Regions from separate parts of the Homo sapiens genome. Here region 1 is linked to region 2. Evidence: chromatin contacts called from ENCODE Hi-C or POLR2A ChIA-PET data. All regions are on one chromosome and are shown on one strand. Each heading gives the region's core, a stretch centred on a gene start or an enhancer-like site at or near the end of the contact. The rest is flanking DNA. Distances are from core to core; before and after follow the strand shown. Region 1 overlaps SCN5A (sodium voltage-gated channel alpha subunit 5). Region 2 overlaps EXOG (exo/endonuclease G).

Region 1 (3,673 bases), core at 1,021-3,520, 95 kb before region 2:
AAATCAGGAGAGAGCAGTGTCTGGGAAGGAATGTGATTCCGCTGGAAACCCGCCACCGGGAGGTTGGGGAAGGTGACGACTAAGAATGGACTATTGGATTTGACAGAGGGGGAAGGTCACTGGTGCCCTTGACAAGAGAGGTTCCAGTGGAGGAAAAGGACATGCACTTGGTTAAGGAGGGTTCAAGAGAGAGTGGGAAGAGAGGAGGTGTGGCAAGTACAGACATCTATTTTGCGGGGCTTGCTATAAAATGGGACTGAAAATGGTGTAGTGGTCAGTGCGGAATGTGGGTCAATCAAGGGAGGGCTTTTAAAGAAGGGGGGTGTCTTTGCAGGCTGGTGAAAATGATCCAGTAGAGAGAGAATGCTAGATGATGTAGATGAGCAAGGGGATTGCAGGAGCAAAGCCCGTGAGCTGGCCCAAGAGGGTGGGAATGCAGTGCCAAGGGGGAGCATCGACCTGAAGAGTGGGGAAGGCTGAATTTCAGGTGGAGATGGAGGTAGATTGATAAGAGTTGATAATGAAATGAAAGGAATTTCTCTTCTGATTGCTTCTATTTTCTCAGTGAAATAAGAAGCTTGATCATCAGCTGAGAACAGAGTGGGGAGGCACATCTGAGGTTTCAGAGAGAGGGAGAACTTTTCATGTCAGAGCCGAGGAGGTTGCACTGACTTGGGAATGGAGTAGGGTTGCCAGGCTGGGCCGTGGGGTGCCCTGTGGGTGGGAAGCAGTAATCCACAGCAGTGTCCTGAGGCTGGGTGTCACAGGAAGGAAGGTGGCTTCGGGCAGGAGAGGATACACCGTCTGCCTGAGCCTTTCCTAGCTCCCCAACCTGGAGCCTGGGCAAGACAGTATCACCACAGAGGCAGCCCCAGATCCCAGGAAAAGTCATTGCCCTGGGCCAAGCTTTGGCTCAGGCTGTGTCTCTGGGAGATGCTCTGAGCGACCTCAGACCCTTAACAAGTCCTCCTGCCCTGTCTCCTGGGAGAATCCTGGTTTCATTCCCAAACCGCTTCTTTCACTGGGAGTCACAAAGCAGGTGTGCCTTCCTCACCGAAACCTGCTTGCCTTTGCTGTGTGCCAGGGCCGAGGCTGACAAGGCAGAACTCGGCCTCAGAAGCTCAGACACTCTCCACGTTTCCAAGCATCTCACAGAAATGGCACATCCACTTCCCGTAGGGCTGTGTGACCCATTGGCACATCAGCTGTGGGCCCTTGGCTGGCCTGGCCTGGCAGCTTTGATTGACAGGGATTCTGGCTTTGAAATGCATTCTCTTAGAGATGCAATGGTTCAGTAACAAGGGACTCTAGGATGATCAAAGGAGATTTGAGTGAAGGGAAACATTCCATTCAGTGGAATCCTCCATCTGACCTCCATTACACAGATGGAGAAAGTGAGTCTCACAGAGAACCTAGCACTTGCCCAAAGTTATAGACTGAATCAGAAGCAATGCTGAGACTAAAACCAAGTCTCCCAACTCCTAACCATGGGATGGATGGGAGAGGCACCCCGAGTCTGATGTTTCTGCTGGGGTGATCCTCCACCCCACTGATTTAGAGGCTGTGGGAGGGTCTGGGGCAGGGTGCTGGGAAGCCTGCCAGGCTCAGCCAGAGCTCTTCCTGTGGCCCCACTCACAGAAGGGCATTACCTGCTAGTTAGCATAGCCTCCCACCTTCTGGGGTTGTTATGGAAACCAAACCTGGAGGGGAAGGGAGGAAGGGCAGAGAGGAGGGTGGCAATTCCTGCAGTCACTAACGGCGTGGGCTTCACCATCTCAAGATAAGGGAGGGGCAGGAAGAAGGCTTCCCTGCAGTGGGGCTGGTGATGGGATAGGATTCTCACCCACCACCCTTTGCTCTTTCTGCCCCTGTCTGCTGTCCAGCTGTCTGCCTCTGGCCAGCAGCTTAGCCATCACTGAAGGAGCAGACTGGCCTGGAGGAGGGTTTTGCCAGCCTGAGAGGGGCAAAGCTCTGACCCCTCACGTGACCCCACACTTGCCACCTCTGCAACTGGCCCTGTGTCATACCAAGCATTCCTCCAGCCCTGCCACACTCAGAGGACCCAAAAGAGGCCTCAGTGGGGATCTGGGTAGAATAAAAGAGGCAGTAGCACACCAAGTCACCAACATGGCCCCAGACATTCCACACCCTTACCCTGTAAGTCCTCTTTTAAGACTTCCTCTAACTCATGATTGCTCTCCCAGACAGACACACGGCCACCAGCTGCACTCCTATTTCCAGCCACTCAGCTGGCTTTGCAAGCCTGCCAGGAGCACAGATATGGTCCTCCCTTATTCTGTCACTAAGCTGTCCTTGTCACCTTGGGACACCAGCTGCCTAGAAGGCAGACAATGAATGGAGGCCAAGCACTGTCTGTGCTGGGGACACTGTGCTGGGGGCAGGTTCCACCCTGGGACAAGCAAAGACAGGCAGAATATAAGCTAGAGATAGGCAGAGTTTTCAATGGAGACACCAGGGGACAGACTGGGTCTGTAAGGGACAGGAGGGAAGCAAGGACTGTTGAAGCAAGGACGGTTGGTTCCCTCTCTAACCTGCACAGTATTCCACTCACTCCCTGTAACTAGAAGAGACAGCCGCGAAACCAGTATCCTAGGCAAGGGGAGCTGCTGTCCTTAGCCACACCCGGTAGAACAGCAGCCAGAAAAGGGGCCCAGAGCCTCCAGCAGGCCAAAGCCATGTTTCCATGGGATGGCAAGGTCAGCAATATCCCAGGCTCAGCCAGAAAGTCCTGTGGCAGCACCATGTCTGGAGAGAGACCGAGAGAAGAATGTTGGACAGAGCCCTGAGAGTCTGAGCCGTCGTGGAGAATGGAATAGCTCTCAGAAGTTGAGAGGGAACTTGGATCAAATTAACAGGTGTATATGAGCCAGAACAAGCACAGTGACCTCTGCTCCCCAGCAGATGATGGGACTGCATCTGACTGCCACGCTGGAGAAAGATGTACATGCTGAAGTGAATACAGGAGACGAAATGGAAGCCACACCACAGAAAGGGTCTGGTGTCATCAGAGGAAAGCAAGCTCTGGCAGTGTGTCTGCTGACGTCCCATCTGTGTAGGGCTTTGCGAGTAAGGAGAGATCAGCATGGTGCATAGGGCCATGTGAAGATGGAGGGGCTCCTCCAGTGGACATAGAGAAAGCTGGTGTCAGCCCAGTGTCAATTAGAGCCAGACCTGTGGACCCCAGGGCATTAAGCCCCTTGACTCAGCTGGCCAAGTTCTTTCCTGTAGATATTCAAAGCCTGAAGGGGAATTGGGAAGCTGGGAGCAGACTGGAAGGGCCTGGAGGTCCAGACCGCCCAGCAGAGTGAGTCTGGCAACAGTGCCAGCCCACCCTTGCACTCACCCAGAGCCACAGGGCTGACGTCCTCTGTCTGACATCACTCAGACACCTACGTCAGACCCACTTGGTTAAACATCAGACATCCCAAGTCCAATGTCCTTTGTTAAATACCAGACACCTTCGGTTAAATGTCACACACCCTGGATGCAAAGCCTTTGATTAAATGTCACAAGTCACTTGCCACTGTCCTGATGGCCTTGGTCACACACTGTCTGTGGTCCTCGTGGTCATGTGGCCCATATACTGCATGTCCTCATGCTCTGCTTGGTCCCTGCCCCCCAGAGACCACCTTCTTACTCCTGTCCCTGTGGA
Region 2 (3,993 bases), core at 162-2,661:
GGGCTTGTGATCAAAGAACTTCTAAATATGTTGTCATATCAAACATTTTGGAAAGGTATCCACACAATGAAGAAGCCAGAGCCAGGGTCAGGCCTAGAAAACATAAATTAGTTGTGTGGTTTGGCTGAAATTAATGAAATAACATTATTACTAAACCTTTTCAAATTTCCTTCCAATTGGCATCTGGGCCAGGTGTGGTGGCTCATGCCTGTAATCCCAGCACTTTGGGAGGCCAAGGCAGGCAGATCTCCTGAGGTTGGGAGTTTGAGACCAGCCTGACCAACATGGAGAAACCCCATCTCTACTAAAAATACAAAATTAGCTGGGCGTGGTGGCGCATGCCTGTAATCCCTGCTACTCGGGAGGCTGAGGCAAAAGAATCACTTGAACCCGGGAGGTGGAGGTTGCAGTTAGCCGAGATTGTGACACTACACTCCAGCCTGGGCAACAAGAGCGAAACTCCATCTCAAAACAAAACAAAACAAAACAAAAAGGCTTTTTTGAAAAAGAAAATACTCAACATCTATTTACTTAATGGTCCCCAATAACTGACATAATCCAACTAAAACATGCTCATTGGTATTACTGCCCCTCCCGGGCCCTTCCCTGGTAAGAGTCAGTTTTCTTTCCTGATCAGACAGCTCTGCCTGCAGCAAGATTCCTTCTTGTGAGCCCAAATAAGACAGAGACACGACAGCTACAAAGGAGGTTTCTTTTCTGCTTTTTTCAAGCTCCTACCTACATGGCACACAGCCTGGGAACTCCATGGCCATCTGCTGTCTGTCACACATGAAGGTCCCACTGCCAAGACCAATTGCAGAGCTTCAGGGAAGACCCGTGCACGGGAATGATTTCCATAACCAACTGTCTTCGAAGTTACTGAAAGTGGTTGGTCGGGGTGTGGTGTAAAGTCTATGAAACTATGTACTACAAACATAAAATCCCCATTTCACCCCAAAAATTCATTTATGCAGCTGGGAAGATAAACATACTCTTCAAAGCCAAAAATATACTGAGGGAGAACCCTATGGAAGTCCACAATTAACTCACAAATAACCAAAAGATGTTAATTCAACAATGCAACTCAGAGGTCCTGTGCCTGGCATTGCTGGAAATACAGAAAAGAATATGCTTTAAAGTATATGCAGCTGGTGCCTCCACTCAAGAAACTTACCACCTAGAGTGGGAACCAAGACCTTCAGCTTTCACTACAGGTAGAATGTGGTTAGGTACCAATACAAAGCCCAAATAACAGCACGAAGGGGATTCAGGGGAAGCTGGGGACCAGAACTGAGGGCACAGATGCAGCTGAGCCATAGTTTGCAAAGAGGGAGAAGGTGAAAGGGGCTTCAAGTATTCCAGGTGCTAGCTAGGAATCCAGCAGTTAAACAAAGTCTTTGCGCCACCTTGTGGACATTCCCCATCACTGCAGTACAGTTCAAGAACATTCACTTGATTTTCTCTCCTCATGGACTCCTTGTCTACAAACAAACGGCAATTTTCAAATATAATTAACATGCCCATTGCTGCCATGCAGAGCTAATCAGGCTCGTAAAATTCCAGCCAAAAGTAAAGACGTTGGACATTTTCAGTTCTACAGCTTTACTTTATGCAAATGTACCATTTCTATAGGTGTTTAAAAACTCTTACAATTGCTAAAGGACCTCGATTCTACTTTTGAGAAACCTCATGGAAACAGAAATTCCTATTAGGAATCACAGGTGTGATCCTTCTACCCATGACCTTCTCACACTATTTCAAGGGGGTAAAATACTATCCCTAGAACTAAGGAGAAAAATAAAAACTTAGCCACTCACTAATCTCTTTTCTGATTCAGTCTGCTTTGTTCTTAGGAAGCAAACATCTTTAATCTGTCTAATATAGGGACAGGTCCTAGTTGGGTATTCAGAAAAACACACCGTTTCTTCCTTGAATTTAAGACAATTTTTTAAAACAACATCAATCGTAAAATATTTTAGAGCTGTCTCTTTAAAGACAACTCAATCTACATAATAAATTTTTCCTACTTTTGGAAAAATTGGGAGACTTCCAGAAATGTTTCTAAACACTACTAGAGGTTTGGTGGACTGGAAGCCCAGAGACCTGGTCAAACCTGGCTTTGCCACTAAGCTGCAAGTCGCGTCCACCCATTTCTTGTTTCTTCATTTACAAAATACGTAACAGCCATCCCCGTGGGTGGATTGCTATTTTGTATTTTATAAATGCCTCTCTCATAGAATTGTTATGAAGATACAATGACATGTTAGTTAAAAATTTTTCAAAATCTACAAGATCTATGTAAAAAGCTATTTTGTAGTGGACATCATTCAAAAGATACAACGGCATTTGGTACAAAAGATGGTTTTACAGAGGGATGGGGGCGGGGGAAACGTATAATCAAGCAAGATTAGACTAGTTACAGGTCAGCAATGGGGTTTCAGGAGGAGAAAGCAACTTGGGCACAAATGATGTCTGTAACAAAGGACTCAAAGGCTTAACATAAACCAAGTCTAGTTAATCAGTGAGTCAGCAAACAACCCTTTTCATGTAAGATTTAGGTATAAAAATATTTTGCAAAGGAAACCCTTGCTGCTATTAAATTCCCAAGAAGCACTGAACTCTACTCAAGACTGTAGCAAAAATTGGAAGTCAACTGGGAGTTAACTAGAAAATACAATACATAAGCTGGCACTCATTCGCAACCTGAAGCTAGTTTTCTTATATACTGGCCTGAGCTTGTTTCCTTCCATCCAAGAGACAGAAATGACAATTTGCCACCACCACCTGTGCCACCCAGACCCAGAAGAGACCCAAAACAAACAATACCCATATTAAGCCTGCCATTTGTAAGGTCATACATACTGTAAATGTGCCTCCAATAAAATATTAAGCAGCATCAAGAGGAAAAAATATGTACCTGCTAGAATTAGATAGATATATTTGGTTACATTCCCCTGGTAAGACAAAAAAAGAAACTCCAAAAATAAAACTAGAGGGACAGATCAAGAGACCACGCCCTTAAAAAGTCATGCCGATCAAGTGAAAGAAAGAAACCATGGGAGTTTGATAAACAGGAAATCCGAACCTGAGGGGGGGAAGGAACATGAAAAGTGAGGGAGTCACAAAGTGTGGTAAAGTCAACAAGAATGTGGTCGCCCCCTGTGTTATCTATAGAGCCTCAGCAGATGCTTTTGTGGCAGCACAAACCCTGGAAGACGGTACTTCTCACACTGGGGTACCTGTTCCAGGCCAAAGGGTAGCAGCCTACTAAGTCACAGTAAAACAAGCACCCTCTTTCTAGGCTGTCAATGGTACTTGAAAATTTAGGGTGAGGGTAGGGAGACAACCAGTAAAATAATTTAACTTTCATTAAAACAAATAGATATGGAAATGAACAAAAGCTTTCCCTAAATATAAAGCAAGAGACTTAAAAAAAAATATTACTCCCATATCACTTCAAATGATGTCTCAAGACTCCTGAGGGCATTTTCAATTTCCTCCCCTTTAGGGTTAGTATAATGGAAGTTTGCAAAGTGCTGTTATAAAAGAACACAGATTGTTAAATATTTCTAACATTACCACCATCACTGAGTTCTAAAATCTGAAGCTCACTTTCTTGTCAGACCATTTATAATGTCCAAACCAGAATCTTCAGGTATGTTTCACTTGTCTGGAATCAACCTCTTCTTGAAACAGGAACATCAGAGAAAGCACAGGGATGACCTCAGCTATATAATAAAGGGGGTGATTCTGATTAGAACTGTCAGATGACTCACTTCTGATAAAATCACTGCTACGAATCTTCCCTTAGGCTCATATTCACTCAAGTTCTATGATGATGTGATCCTTTCCTACATATTCTAACAGACATTTCTGCCTGGCTATAAGGAATCCTCCTCTTGGCCCATTTTCTGTTATTTTTGCATGCTAGCAAGTATCACTTGTAACTCCTCTCTCCATCCACACCATCTTTTATTATCTGCTAACCTTAAG

What was found. A loop is a pair of places that touch in the nucleus more often than their neighbours do. ChIA-PET counts read pairs that join two places held with the same protein, here RNA polymerase II (POLR2A). Pooled maps may share reads with other maps.
Region 1: a pooled map shows a loop between it and region 2 (2.5-fold over the local background). The contact joins two enhancer-like sites. A Hi-C loop is called at or near these places in 1 of 168 maps with a recorded cell type or tissue (Right ventricle myocardium inferior) and 8 of 50 pooled maps. POLR2A ChIA-PET finds 5 or more read pairs at or near these places in 2 of 52 experiments (OCI-LY7 and WTC11).

The regions. Positions count from the first base shown.
Region 1 is chr3:38,614,913-38,618,585 of GRCh38, reverse strand. All of the region lies in intron 5 of SCN5A (sodium voltage-gated channel alpha subunit 5), which reads left to right. Among named protein-coding and RNA genes, the nearest start is that of SCN5A, 33 kb to the left of the region's middle. RefSeq lists an enhancer at 3,126-3,626. Within about 2 kb of position 2,270, at least 3 of the 41 ENCODE cell types and tissues checked have a DNase peak (open chromatin) inside an H3K27ac peak, as active enhancers do.
Region 2 is chr3:38,518,997-38,522,989 of GRCh38, reverse strand. All of the region lies in intron 5 of EXOG (exo/endonuclease G), which reads right to left. Among named protein-coding and RNA genes, the nearest start is that of EXOG, 25 kb to the right of the region's middle. Within about 2 kb of position 1,411, at least 2 of the 41 ENCODE cell types and tissues checked have a DNase peak (open chromatin) inside an H3K27ac peak, as active enhancers do.